Regions from separate parts of the Mus musculus genome. Here region 2 is linked to region 1. Evidence: chromatin contacts called from ENCODE POLR2A ChIA-PET data. All regions are on one chromosome and are shown on one strand. Each heading gives the region's core, a stretch centred on a gene start or an enhancer-like site at or near the end of the contact. The rest is flanking DNA. Distances are from core to core; before and after follow the strand shown. Region 1 holds the start of Arhgap45 (Rho GTPase activating protein 45). Region 2 holds the start of Sbno2 (strawberry notch 2).

Region 1 (6,949 bases), core at 2,876-5,375:
CCCTACCCAAAGCTATACAGCTAGTCCACACTGCCAGCCCCTCACTAGGGCACTCTTGGCTGGCACTCTATCACTGAGCTATGTCCCTGCTCTGAGCTACTTATGGAGCCATCAGCCCTAGCCCTCATTAGGCACCTACTATGTACTCCCATTTTAAAAAGCATAGTGTTATGTACAAACACAGGGTTTGGTTTGGTTTTTTTTTTTCTTAAGTTTTACTTATTTTATGTATGTGAGTACACTTCGCTCTCTCCAGACGCTAGAAGAGGGCATTAGATCCCATTACAGATAGTTGGTGCTCACATTTTTTGAGCACAAACTGTGATCACCGAAGGGGTGTTGAATGTCACTTTGGTGGAGGTCATCTTTTATCATGCCTGTATCAAGTCCTTCTCAGTTAAACTTTCTTAGGCCCCTACACATATGCAAACTCTTGCTATCTCTGGTTCACTGGCTGCTACTGTGGGTCAGAACACATCTGTGAACACGAGTGAGTCTACTGAGGCAGGAGGATCAGGTGTTCGGGGTCATCTTTGGCTACATATGAAGTTCAAAGCCAGCTTGGGCTACATGAGATCCTGTCTCCAAAACCACAAATAACTAAAACAAAGATGGCTCCAAGCCATTCTCTGCTAGATGAGACGGTTCTGCCTCTCCCAGAGTCTAGTGCCCTGCCCCCCACTCCCTCACCTTTTCTGGTAACACTGGGGGCTGTGGATTGCAGCCCAAGACTAGGGCTAGGAAGGGTCTGCATGTTCCTTGCAGTGTTTCGGGCTGCTGGGTGTCAACGGGGCAGGGAAGACATCCACCTTCCGCATGGTGACAGGGGACACACTGCCCAGCAGTGGTGAAGCAGTACTGGCAGGCCACAAGTAAGATGCTCCTTGTACCCTGAACCCTGGTTCCTATCCCATGTGTCCCTTGAGTGAACATGGTCCTTCACCAGGTCCCTGGGACCTGTGCCCCTCTGTGCATGGCCCACATACCCTGAGACTCCTGTGCTCTCTGCAGACACCCATGCAATCCTGCGTGGGTGGCCTGTAAGCTCTTTAGCTTCCTGTCCCCACCCCAGCGTGGCCCAGGAGCGGTCTGCCGCACACCGCAGCATGGGCTACTGTCCCCAGTCTGATGCCATCTTCGACCTGCTGACCGGCCGGGAACATCTGGAACTGTTTGCTCGCCTGCGCGGGGTGCCCGAGGCCCAAGTTGCCCAGGTGAACATGCCCGGTCCCTGTGCTAACCAGGACCTCATCCCTCTCAGTATGGCCCCGCCCACGCTCACCTGGCTCCGTTCTGCAGACTGCGCTCTCTGGCCTGGTGCGCCTGGGCCTTCCTAGCTATGCAGACCGACCCGCGGGTACCTACAGCGGAGGCAACAAACGGAAGCTGGCGACAGCCTTAGCTCTGGTTGGTGACCCAGCTGTGGTCTTTCTGGTGCGTGAAGACCGGATCTGAGTGGTTTGTGAATGGGAGTTACTGGGGCCGAGCCTTGGTGAATTGGGGTCTGAGCTGTTGGAGGCCATGGGGGACGGGGAGGGGAGCTGTGCAAAATCTAGCTTCGTTTGGGCTTTACCTAAGCAGAGTGGGGTCTGATTGAAGTGTGTTCTGGCTTACACAGGACGGAGTCCCAGTGGACAGGCTTTGTCACTGCGGTCCCACCAGAGTCCATATCTCCTTTGCAGGACGAGCCCACCACAGGCATGGACCCAAGTGCGCGGCGATTTCTTTGGAACAGCTTGCTGTCCGTGGTGCGCGAGGGCCGCTCCGTAGTGCTCACGTCGCACAGGTGAGCCCCAGGGTCGCACTCTGGCCACCTCGCAGGATGAGGTGATCCTGAACCCGGTGAGGTCCCTAGGGTGGAACAGAGCATGGTCCCCGTGCAGGCAGGCTGGGCCAGCTGTGCTCACACTCTCACCCACAGCATGGAGGAGTGCGAAGCGCTCTGCACGCGCCTGGCCATCATGGTGAACGGGCGGTTCCGCTGTCTGGGAAGCTCTCAGCATCTCAAAGGCAGGTGAGCAGGGCAGGATGGACTGGCGGGAAGAGAAGAGTGCTGTGGGTGTGGTTAGGGCTAGAAGATAGGGGCGGGCCATATGCACCATAGGGGCAGAGCCCGACTGTATGAGGGAAGCCTGGAAAGGTGGAAGTGCTCAGAGGAGCTTTTTGGATGGAGTCCAGGGGAGGTGAGGAGTGTCTGTCCTTCGATACAGGTGTGCCAGGTCCTCTGAGTGGGCGTAGTCTCTTAGACTCGTGGGCGTGGCTCGCAGCAGGGTAGGGTGAGAAGGAATTGGGTTGGGTCCAGGTGTCCAAGACAGGCCAAGGACAGGTCTAGTAGGGAGTATCGAGATTTCGAGGAGCAATAGGGGCCATGGCCTGCATCCCTGGTCCTGTCCCCTCCAGGTTCGGGGCTGGCCACACACTGACTCTAAGGGTCCCACCGGACCAGCCTGAGCCGGCGATAGCCTTCATCAGGATCACATTCCCTGGGGCTGAACTCCGGGAGGTGCACGGCAGCCGTCTGCGCTTCCAACTGCCACCGGGGGGCAGATGCACCCTGACACGAGTGTTCAGGGAGCTGGCTGCCCAGGGCAGGGCCCACGGTGTGGAGGACTTCTCTGTGAGCCAGACCACTCTGGAGGAGGTGACTTCGGGCACCATCAAAGGGTTTGAAGGGAAGAGCTGAGGTGCCTCAGGACCCTGGGCTGACATCTACCCCCACCCCATGCATTTCTGCCCCCTCCATGTCTCTGCCCTGCCAGGTGTTCCTATATTTCTCCAAAGACCAAGGGGAAGAGGAAGAGAGCAGTCGGCAGGAGGCTGAAGAAGAGGAGGTTTCCAAACCTGGCCGGCAGCATCCCAAACGTGTCAGCCGATTCCTGGAAGACCCCAGCTCTGTGGAGACCATGATCTGAGCATGCCTGCCTTGGGACTGAGTGGCAAAGCTCAGACAGAGGATCTCTGTACCATACGCTGGCTCCCAGAAAGCCTTGGGCTCTGGGGGAAATAAAAAGAAACTAGAATGAGAATGAGGCCACGGCTGAGTTTGTGTTTTAGGAGTCTTAGCTCTGTACAGTCCCATACACTATCACATGTACAGTATGCGCGTGTGTCCTGCTGTGAATTGCCTGCAACACGGACACTTCCCAGGTGTCCAGTCACACGTATCCTGACCTGCATGTACCTATGTGGGTCTGACACCCAAGGGCGGGACTTGTGAGTGTTTCTGACCGTGAAGTAGAGATGAGGTCAGGCTTGTGGAATGTTCCAGACGGTATAGAGGACCCTGGTACTTTCCTGGCCTGACCGGACCAGAAGCCCACCCCAGAGCCAGCCAGTCTTCATCCTGAGACAACCTCCCAAGCCCACCCCCAGCCATCCAACTATGAGTGGGAGGCACGGGACCCTTAAGGGGCTCCTCGGCTGGGTTTGTGGCTGGACCAGAGCTTGGAGAGCGGGCCTAGGTACTGCAGGCTGCGGCCTTTCTGGGCTGTGTCCCCGAGAGCCACCCAGTGTGCCTGAGGTCAGTGGAGTTTGGGATGGTTAAGGGACATGGTGTCTAAATTATTAAATAGTACCTCTGGGGATCCTGAGACCTGAAGCTCAGAGCTGGGATATAGAGGGCAGAGTGGGAGTGGGAGCTAAGTGGAGGCCAGCAGGGCAGTGGAGCTCCTGGGTTGCTGGATGGAAGCCACCCAGGCATGGCACCTTCAGGTCCTATGGTCCCCAGAAGACTGTAAGGCTGGTGATTATAGGGAATGGGGGGTCACCTGTGCATGGTGAGGGACTCAGGGGGTGTCTGTTTGATCTGTGTGTGAACCTGTTGCTCAGCCTCCTCTCTGGTCTTTCATATCAGTATACACATGACACTGCCTTTCTTGACTGTATGTTATGTCCCAAGCAAGAGTCAGCTAATGCCTGGATCGGGTGGCCACACAGGACACAGGCTGCAAGTGGAAGGTGGCCTGCTGTGGGGAACCTGTGTCAGAGTCAGTGTGCAGAGTCCTATAAGAGCTGACACTTGGGACAGTCACACTGGGGGCGGATCTGAGGTGTCACCTCCCTCCCTCTGCTGGGGAGCCTTTTCCTGTGTAGGAGACTTATGCGCCAATGAGAGCCAAGCCAGTCACGTGTGGCTCTGACAGCTGGGGAGGGGGTGGCCCTGAGCAATGTGGTCCAGAGACAGCCTGCACCAGGAGTTGCAGGACTGAGACCACCCCCAGACTCCCACCCTGCCGTTGCCCGCCTGTCCTCACCTAGGGCCACTGGGGCTGACTCCACCATGTTCTCTCGGAAGAAGCGAGAACTTATGAAAACTCCCTCTATTTCCAAAAAGAACCGCGCGGGGAGCCCCAACCCGCAGTCCTCCTCAGGGGTGAGTGGGGCACAGAGCGGGTGGGGACCCAGGATGACACCCACAGCCTGTGGTCACTGATGGGCATAGCATGCAACTACAACACCATGCTGGGTCCACGCTGGGGGAACCGGGCCAGCTATAGTCCACACCAGGCAGAATGGCCGGCGACAAGGAGTGGCCTGAACCTAGGAGGCCGCATTACGGTAGGTAGGGATGGCCTTGGGTGGCAACCAAGTCACCCATCTTGATGAGGGATGTCCCCGTCGTGTGCCAATGACGGTTGTGGGTAGTGGGTAGAACTGGTATTGGAGTCTAGTGACTACACTGTAATATGGGGTCTGGGCAATTTTAGGGTTCTGAAAGCCAATGGGGAACTGGTGTTGAACTGGGGTGCAGGTGTACAGAGCAGATTGGGGGGGTCTCCAAGTTTCTCCAGGACCTGCTGCTGCCTGCTGAGCTTTTGAGAATTTGTGAGGTTTAGGGGTACCTCTACTAGGTCTGGGGGTGTCCTGAGACACAGGAGCCTGATGATCTTTTCAGGTCACAGAAGTTATCCATGTTTTTAGAAAGTGGACACCCGTAGAGGTATCTGGGGTGGCTACAGGGTTAGAGACTCACAAGAGTCCTCCCCACCCCCACCAGGAAGTGGGGTGCCCCCTCCCTCCTGTGCCCCACAGGCCCCGCCTCTGGCTGTGGTTTGGGTAGGGACGGTTGTTTGTGAAAGCTATAGACAGGAGGATGTTGGGTAACAGGTGGGGGGGGGGGAGCTTAAAATTCTCTGCCCACTGACCTCTGACCCCTGTGAGGACTTTCTGGGGAAACTGAGGCAGTGTCTGGGATGGGGGATCCCCTTGACTCCTCTTCCCTATGCATACCTAGGAGCTGCCCAGGAAGGATTGGACAGAAGCTCCCGGCCTGGAGCCACCAGCCACATCCCTGTCCACGGTAGCCAAGGGCACAGGGACACTCAAAAGACCCACCAGCCTGAGCCGCCATGCCAGTGCAGCAGGCTTCCCGCTCTCGGGCACTGCCACCTGGACCCTGGGCCGTGGGTACCGAAGCCCCCTTTCTGCGGCCAGTCCGGCAGAGTTACCCACTGAGGGAGCTTTCCCTGATGGCGTAGAAGACATCTCAACCCTGCTGGCGGATGTGGCCCGCTTTGCTGAGGGCTTGGAGAAGCTCAAGGAGTGTGTGCTGCAGGACGGTGAGGATCTTCAGAGCAGCACGGAGGGAGGGCAGGAGGTGGGCAGCCTCTCAGCCCAGCACTCAGGCAGGAGGATCTCTGTGAGTCTACACTTGAGTCTTATGCAGGTCAGCCAGAATTACAGTGAGACCCTGACTCAGAAAGAATGAAAGAAAGAAAGAAAGAAAGAAAGAAAGAAAGAAAGAAAGAAAGGAAGGAAGGAAGGAAGGAAGGAAGGAAGGAAGGAAGAAAGAAAGAAAGAAAGAAAGAAAGAAAGAAAGAAAGAAAGAAAGAAAGAGAAAGAGAGAGAGAGAGAGAAGTGGCGCACGCCTTTAATCCCAGCACTTGGGAGGCAGAGGCAGGTGGATTTCTGAGTTCAAGGCCAGCCTGGTCTACAAAGTGAGTTCCAGGACAGACAGGGCTATACAGAAAAACCCTGTCTCGAAAAGCCAAAAAAAAAAAAAAAAAAAAAAAAAGGTAGAAGAAGAAAAAGGGCGGGGGGGGGATATGAGGAGGTTTCAAATAGGATGAAAAGAAGTGCATGTGTCAACTAAAGTTCTGAAGGATGTGTAGGAGTTTGCTGGCGTGCCTGGTCCTACAGGGGGAATGTCTTAGGCATTTGCTCAGATACATAGAAACTGAGGTTGTATGTAAGGAGCACTGTGTGAGGACAGAGGGCTGCAGAGGCAGAAGGACCCTGGCTGCAGCACTGGGGGACTGCAGAACACGGAAGGTGTTAAAGCAGAGGCCACGGGAGGTACTGGAAGTGAGTGGCCCCGTTCCGTTTTCTCCTGCATGCAGTTGATGATGGCTCCGTCCGTTTCCTCCAGAGTTATTTTCACCTCCTTCCTGTTTGTCTCTGGCAGCTCAGTGAGATGGGTCGGGCACCAGACTCAGCCCCCCCCGCCCCCCCCCCCCGCTGCTCCCCGGAAACCACTTGTCAGAGCTGTGCCCAGCACGCAGCTCCAGTCCTCCCAGTCACTCCCTCCCACAGATCCAGAGAGATCCAGGGAGGTGGAGGCTGGGTCTGCCCTCACCCAGGAGCCTGTGCAGGCCACTCCCTCCTGGAGAGCCCCTGGGCTTATCTGGACTCCCCGGTGGAGGCTGAGTCTGCTTTTCTGGGGAAATCTTAATCTCCGGCCTTTCTTTACCCAGGCATCCTTGGAGACCTGGTCCGCATGCGTGGGGTCATCAGCTAACTGTGACCCACAAGCCTGTATAGGACATGCGCTGGTGCTCTGCGTGTACCAGGCTCTGGGCCTGGGTTTTTTTTAAAACAGGACAAGAACAGAGTCCCCAGAGATTCCGGTGCATTTAAGGCTACAACTGGGGGTGGACACAGGACCCTCAAAGGCTCTTTCTCTGAAGCCTTCCTCTGCCCTGAGCATCCAACTCCCAGCCTCAGTTTACCT
Region 2 (6,949 bases), core at 2,996-5,495, 86 kb after region 1:
AAACACTGCCCTCTCCACAAGCTGCAGACAGAGTAAGGGGACCACACTGCCCTTGGTTTTCCTGATGTGCAGAAGGCCACCGGGGGCTACAGAATGGCCCGAGAGCAACTGGGATATATAGCTGCTGTTCTAGCATCAGGGACTTTCTCTCTGACCTATTGGCACGCCTGGTACAGTGACCCCACCCTTGTCACGATGAGTCACCATCATAAAGACCTAGATCTGCTGCCCTCCCAGGACCCTCAACCTGTCCTGCCTGGATCTGCAGCCTTTGACCCTCCATTGGTGGGGGACTTCCGGAAAAGGCAAATGAGCGTTTTCCTCCAGGTCCTGCACTGTCACTTTCGAAATGTGGCAGGACCTTGCCCCATCCCAGCCACCGCCCCTTTCAGTTTCACTCCATACTGGATTTGTACTGGGGCCAGGATAGGGCCAGTCTGAGAGACCTGTAAGTCTGCTCACCACAGCACAGCTGCACATGGATGTGGGGGTGCAAGTCTGGAAAAAAGCAGCAAGGTCTAGGGACAAAAGATGGAGGCAAGGGAGGACAAGGCAGACAGACAGCTCTGAAGCCACGTAGGAGTGCTGTATCTGACCCACTATCCATCTCCCTGTGGTCAGTGTGGACACATAGCGGCCAAGCCAATATCTTCCCCAGTACATATGATATCTCTGCTGTCCCCAGACCCTCAGCACACAGCCCCAGGCATGGCTGGCTGGCTGTTCTTCATACACCAGCGGGACCATTTCTGTCCCTTTGATCACACAGGGTCCACTACTGGGAGCAAGAGGACAGGACAACAGTTGACACTAGGGCTACCTCCAGTCATTTCCGGCCCCTTCAGAGTTGCCAACACAGAGTCCTTACCACGGAAAGAGCTGAGCTGCGGCCATATAGGCCACTGTGCTTGTCCTCATCTAAGGGGCCCAGGACAAGGTTCTCACACATTCTCCAGTGTCCCTAGGGGCCAGACCTATGACTCATTCCCAACCTTACAATCACACCGCATGGGCTTCGGAGGTGCACAACCCACCTTGTTTTGGAATACCCAGGTATCAAGTTCATCTGCAGAGTTTCCAACGCACTAAGTCATTCAAATATTACCTCTACATAGCTCCAGAATATGTCACACACACACCCTTCCCAAAGGAAAGCCTGTCCACACAACAGTTACCTCATCCCAACCTCCCTGCCCCAGGCCCTACAAACCCTCCTCCCGACTCTGGATCCTTCCCACCACAGGGAATGTGTGGCCTTCTGTGTCTGTATCTCTGAACACAATGTCCTTGAGGTCTCTCCACACTGTCCTAAGCACGAGATGCCCACAAGCATAAGGACAAAAGTCTCAACTACGTCCTGGCTCTGAAATCCCTTAAACCAGCCAAAACAGGTGCCCACCTCTCCCGGGGAGTAAGCAGAGCAACCAGAGAGGTGGCAGCCACAGTCAACAATGGTCCCAAAGGAAGCCAGCTCCTCACCCCAAGCCCTTGCAGGTGGTAGATTTGGAGCTCCAGGGTGGGAGTGTGCTGAGGACAGGCCAGGATAAACCAGGTGACCTTGTCCTCAGGTTGTCCTCCATGCTGCCCCCCCATTACCATAGGGCCCTTAGTTATGGAAGCAGTGAAAGGAGCTGCAAACTGCACAATTGATAGCACCAACAGGTGAACCTCACAAGTGATTGAGAAGTACACTTGGCATGCAAACACACACATGCACACAGCGTAGACTTGACTGTGCTCACACAATTCACTGGATGGCACATACAGGACTGGGGCCATGTTGACAATGTATGATGTAGACCTTTATCCGCATTCAAACCTCCCCACTCATAATTTTAGATTCTGTCACACACATCCCTAGCAGGGAAGCAGTCCATCTCACCCTGTGGGGGTCGGGAGAGGCAGCAGGGACAGCAGGGACAGTCACCTCTTTATTCCGCTTCTTGGCCAGTGTTTCCCACTGGCCCTGCTCAAGGGGCCCTGGTGTCAGGACTGCACAGGCAGGCATATGAGCTCTCTGGGCCTCAGTTCCCTCTTATGTGCCTGCATCCACTTCCACCCAGGGAAGGAAACTGCCTACAGTCCAGAGCCCAGAGAAGCCACCACTGGTAGGGCCAGGCTGCCCATTCCAGCGTGTGCCCGTTTCTCCTTAAAGGTGGGAGCAGAGCAGAAGTCTGCCAGGATTGACTGATGGCCACAGAGGTGCCTCTCTGTCACTGTCATACCCAGGACTGGGTTGGCAGGTCCCTGCCTTCATCATTCCCAACTTGAAAAGAGCCTCAGCAGCCCACCTGTAGGAGCCAGGTCCTGGGACAATCCAAAGCTGGGCCCAAGGGCTGTAGAGAGGGGCCAAGAGAAGTTGGGGGTTCAGCTAGCCAGGCCTCCCAGATACAGAGTCCAGCCATTGATTGCTATTGGATCAGGTCCCTAGCACGGCTGATTGCAGGGAGGGAGGCACCAGGTTATGCCCCTTGTTCCTTCAAATGTCCCCAGTCCCACACAACAGAGCCAGTCCCAACCAGGCCAGGTTCCAGGCAATGCCTCATCTAACCTGTTCACTGGGGTCCCAGCTCAGCTTAGTACCTCGGGGCCCTTTACCACATTGGAAAACTCACCAGCAGTCGTGCCACCCCCAAGGCCAGGCTCCCCGTCACTCCCCAATCACAGGGTTCAGTGGCCCGCACCAGACAGCCAAGGCAGGAAGGCAGCCGCTCCCGAGCGGGCGGGACTCAGGGACTCACAGGCATTCCGGGAAGCAGAGCCGGGGGATGGCCCAGACACTTGACACACTCATGCCTTTTTTTTTTTTTTTTAACTTTTCAGAGCGTTAATCATGACATCTGAGGAGACACCCTGAGATCCCTCCCTCACCACCAGGCTAGTTCAGCTGTGTCCCTCTAGTGCATCTCTAGTACCTAGGGTGGTGGCACCCACTCTCCCCCACTTAGCTCCCTGGTGATGTGGTTTCAAAGTCACTCTCTACTACACACTCCCCCAACCCAAACCAGAAGAGGAGACTTGAGAGACGTGGCTGGGACCAATGGTGGGGCCAGGTCTGGGCATCCACCCAGGAAACCCAGTAAGGAGACTCCTTGATAGCCAGGGGTCCTGAGAACCCTCAACGCTAAAGACACCAAGTTGGGTAGGAAGGGACAAAAATACCTCACGGAGCACCAGGGTCAAAGACCACAAGAAAAAGAAAGGGGTCAAAAAGGACACTGAACAGGAGTTGATAGAAAACAACAGAAAAGAAAGGTTAGGGGGTCATGACTGAGCCTGGGGTCAAATGATCATGGCACAAGGTGGGGGTTGGGGTTCCCTCCCAGGACCAGGGTCAAGGGCAGGAGTTGCGGGAGAAGGTTCCCGGGGTGCAACCTGAGTCTCAGGAGAGGGAAGGTCCTGGGTCTAGGAGGACGGGGTCCCTGGCATGAGGTTAAGGTTCACTGGGAGAACAGGGGTCCCAAGGTGAGGTTAAGGTTCAACTGTAGATGGGAGGGTGGTGGTCTGTTAGGGTCAAGGTTCAAAGTAGATTGTATGGGAATCAAGGTGCCGAAAAGAATGAGGGGTACCTCCAAAGACCCAATACCAGAGTCAAGGCCAGGAGTGACAGGCTGTGGACAAGATTTTCAGGGAAGGAAGTTCTCACCACCAGAGGCGGGAATCCGGGTCAGCCAAAAGGAAAGGGGGTGGGGGGGTGGGGGTCATAGGAAACTGGGGTCAGTGTCAAAGACGGACAATGGAGGTCGCAATAGGAGTCGGGGTTCCCTGGGAGCTGGGTCAAAGCAGGAGTGAGAGAGAGGTCCCCGGAGATGGGGGAGTTCAGCCAAGAGGCTCACCGGCTGGGGCAGGGGCAGGGGTCGCAGCCGGACGTGGGGTCAGGACTATTGGGGCAAGACCGAGACTGAGGTCCACGCGGAACGTGGGGTCTCGCCTCACAGAGAGAGATGGGGCGCACAGGGGTCGTGACTGGGGGCGGGGTCAGGGGGGTCGCGGGGAGGGTCAGAGGTCGCGCGCGGTGCGGCACCCTCCTCCGCGTCCGCTCCCACCCTGCAGCCAAGGAACGGCCGCGAGAAGCCCGGAACCAGAGCCTGGCCGCACGAGTCGCGTGGGGATCGCGAAAGGGTCACAGTGGCGTCTCGGGCCGGCGCCTCACCTCAGACCTGATCGCTGAGCCCGCGACGCCTCGGTTTCCCGGAGCCTCTCAGCGGCCGCCGCTCACTTCCGGGTTCTGGGCGCCATGTTGCCGGCGGCGCGCACTTCCGCTTCTGCGAAGGGGCGCGGCCTTAGGGGCGGGGCCTCTTGGGGCCGGGCAGTTCTTGCTACTTGAGGGAGCTGGACCCCTTCTCTGTCCCCTGCCTGACCTTGCTGGGCTGTAGATCGTTCCTCAGTTTCCCCTTCAGGGCTTTGCACATGCCCTGGCACACTTGCAACATCAGACCCCACCAACCTCTCACACCCTTGCCATCCTCCGCTCCCTTAGAACTATCTAAAAGCCCTATTTTCTTTTCTTTTTAGACAGTCTCACTATGTGGCCTTGTCTGGCCTAGAACTCACAAAGATCCACCAGAACTCTACAAGTGCTGATCTTAAAAGCATAAACCATCATGCCTGGTCCAATCTCTAAAACCCACTATAGATCTAATTCACGTGTCTCCCTTCTCAGTCCAGACCTAGGGCAATGGCCTCAGTGGGGCTAAAGCCAGTTCAGTCACCATCCCCTTCCCAGCTGGGTATCATGAATTCAGGCCCAGAGGCACCACCATTCAGAAGCCTGTGTCCTGCAACCCTGAGATTAGATTTGCCCATAAGTAAATGAACTGTATGGATGCTGTTTTATCTCCATGTAGCTGGCTGTCCTGGAACTCCCTCTGTATACCAGCGTGGCCTTGGACTCAGAGATCTTCCTTCCTCTGCCTCCCAAGTGTTGAAATTAAAGGCATGTGCCACCATCCCAGATGAGAACCTGGCTCTTTATTGTGCCCCCAAAAAACCCCTGTCTAAGGGGCAGGAAATCAGGACTATCTGTCCTCAGGGAAGGAGACCCAGGCAGGAGTCTCTGCATAAAGTTAAGGATACCACTGGAGATCTTAAGCAGTAAGGCTATAGAAACTTGGATTTTAAGTTTAATCAGGAGTTTTTCACAGAGACCAAAAGGAAAGACAATCTAGATAAAAAGAAAAGCTGTTTAAAAGCCTGGTATAGCCGGGCAGTGGTGGCACACTCCTTTAACTTAATCTCAGCACTGGGCAGGCAGAAACAGGCCATCTCAGTGAATTCAAAGCGAACCAGGGCTACACAGAGAAGCAGTGTCTTGAAAACCAAACAACAATAAAAAAGCCTGGTATAGTGGATTGGGCAGCCAGCTTGGGGTAAAGTGCTAAGGACCTGAGCTCTATCCCCAAGCCCAGGTGTGGTGGCAGGGGTTCAGATGATCATCCCGGTGCTGCAGAAGCAGAGGCAGGAGGGTTCCTAGCCTGGTGGGCACATTCCAGGTCCAGGAGGGACCAAGTCTCAGGGAGCAATACAGGTGGTACCTGAGGAGTAACTTTGAAGGTTAACTTCTGACCTACACACACACACACACACACACACACACACACACACACACACACGTGCATGCGCGCGCACACACACTGTACACAAACACATACACCCCCCACGCGCACACACAGAATAAAGAGTTTGGAAGTGTGAGACCCACTAGGAGGCTTGAGTCCCACACCCAAGAATCCAGTTCCCTCTCACCTTAGTCCTCTGAGATATGTGTCACCTGCATTCCCCAGGGGAAGAAATGGAGGCAGAGGACTATCCTGAAATTAGTCCCAGGTCACCTAAGGAAAGGCATGGAAGTGACCTCTGCCACACGTCCAGCACGGGAAGCCATGAAGTCACAGTGGATAATCTTGCCTCAAATGGGGGCAGTTTGCCCAGCCCAGGGTGTATCTAGCCCTGTCAGCCCGAAGGAATCTGCCAAGCTGGGGATGGCTAGGGAATTAGTCAGATTTGGGGATTTCCAAGGAAACACAGGAGTCAGCCTCAGAAAGCAACAGGGACCTGGCTCTAAGTCCATGGCCCAGGTTTTTGTTTGTTTGTTTGTTTGTTTGTTTTTGAGACAGGGTTTCCTTGTAGCCCTGGCTGTCCTGGAACTCACTCTGTAGACCAGGCTGGCTCGAACTCAGAAGTCTGCCTGCTTCTGCCTCCCAAGTGCTGGGATTAAAGGCGTGTGCCCCATGCCTGGACATGGCCCAGTTTTAAAGATGCAGCAGCATGGGCTTGTTGTGTGACCCCAGGAAAGGCACTTTACTCCTCTGAGCCTTTAAACTAAGGAGCTACATGCTAGGTTGTTCCACTGACCACACTGACAAACTGTGGCTTCGTTTGTTTTGAGAACAGTTTCATGAACTCAGGCCAACCCCAAACTCAAAAATGTAGCCAATAATGACCTTGAACCGGGTCGGTGGTGGCACATTCCTGTAATCCCAGCACTTGGGAGGCAGAGGCAGGCGGATTTCTGAGTTCCAGGCCAGCCTGGTCTACAGAGTGAGTTCTAGGACAGCCAGCAGCCAGGGCTACACAGAGAAACCCTGTCTCGAAAACAAAACAAAACAAAACAAAACAAAACAAAACAAAACAAAACACAATAACCTTGAACTCCTGATCCCCACTTTCCAAGTTTTGGGGATGACAGGCATGTGCTGGGGGTGACAGGCATGTGCTGGGGTGACAGGCATGTGCCACTATGTCTGGTTTATGTGGTGTTGGGGATGGAACCCAGGGCCCGCTGCATGCTGGGTAGTCCACCTTCAGAGCCCCAGCCTAGTTTTAGCTTTACGATTTGATATGGGGGTGGGGGGGTCAGATACATAGGGAGGGATGAAGCCCAGCACCTTAGGCTAAATAGGAAAGTACCAGCACTGAACAGCTCTGCACAGCCCATGTCATTGTTTCA

The links. ChIA-PET counts read pairs that join two places held with the same protein, here RNA polymerase II (POLR2A).
Region 2: POLR2A ChIA-PET joins it to region 1 with 10 read pairs in embryonic stem cell. The contact joins the promoter of Sbno2 here to the promoter of Arhgap45 in region 1. POLR2A ChIA-PET finds 5 or more read pairs at or near these places in 4 of 5 experiments (Patski and embryonic stem cell).

Annotation. Positions count from the first base shown.
Region 1 is chr10:80,012,547-80,019,495 of GRCm38, forward strand. It overlaps Arhgap45 (Rho GTPase activating protein 45), which reads left to right and starts at 4,126. Exons shown (of 23, transcript NM_001142701.1): 1 at 4,126-4,372; 2 at 5,234-5,558. The coding sequence starts at 4,280. It overlaps Abca7 (ATP-binding cassette, sub-family A (ABC1), member 7), which reads left to right. Exons shown (of 47, transcript NM_001347081.2): 41 at 766-872; 42 at 1,073-1,214; 43 at 1,300-1,434; 44 at 1,683-1,786; 45 at 1,922-2,014; 46 at 2,401-2,641; 47 at 2,760-3,026. The coding sequence ends at 2,912.
Region 2 is chr10:80,098,457-80,105,405 of GRCm38, forward strand. It overlaps Sbno2 (strawberry notch 2), which reads right to left and starts at 4,246. Exons shown (of 32, transcript NM_183426.2): 1 at 4,154-4,246.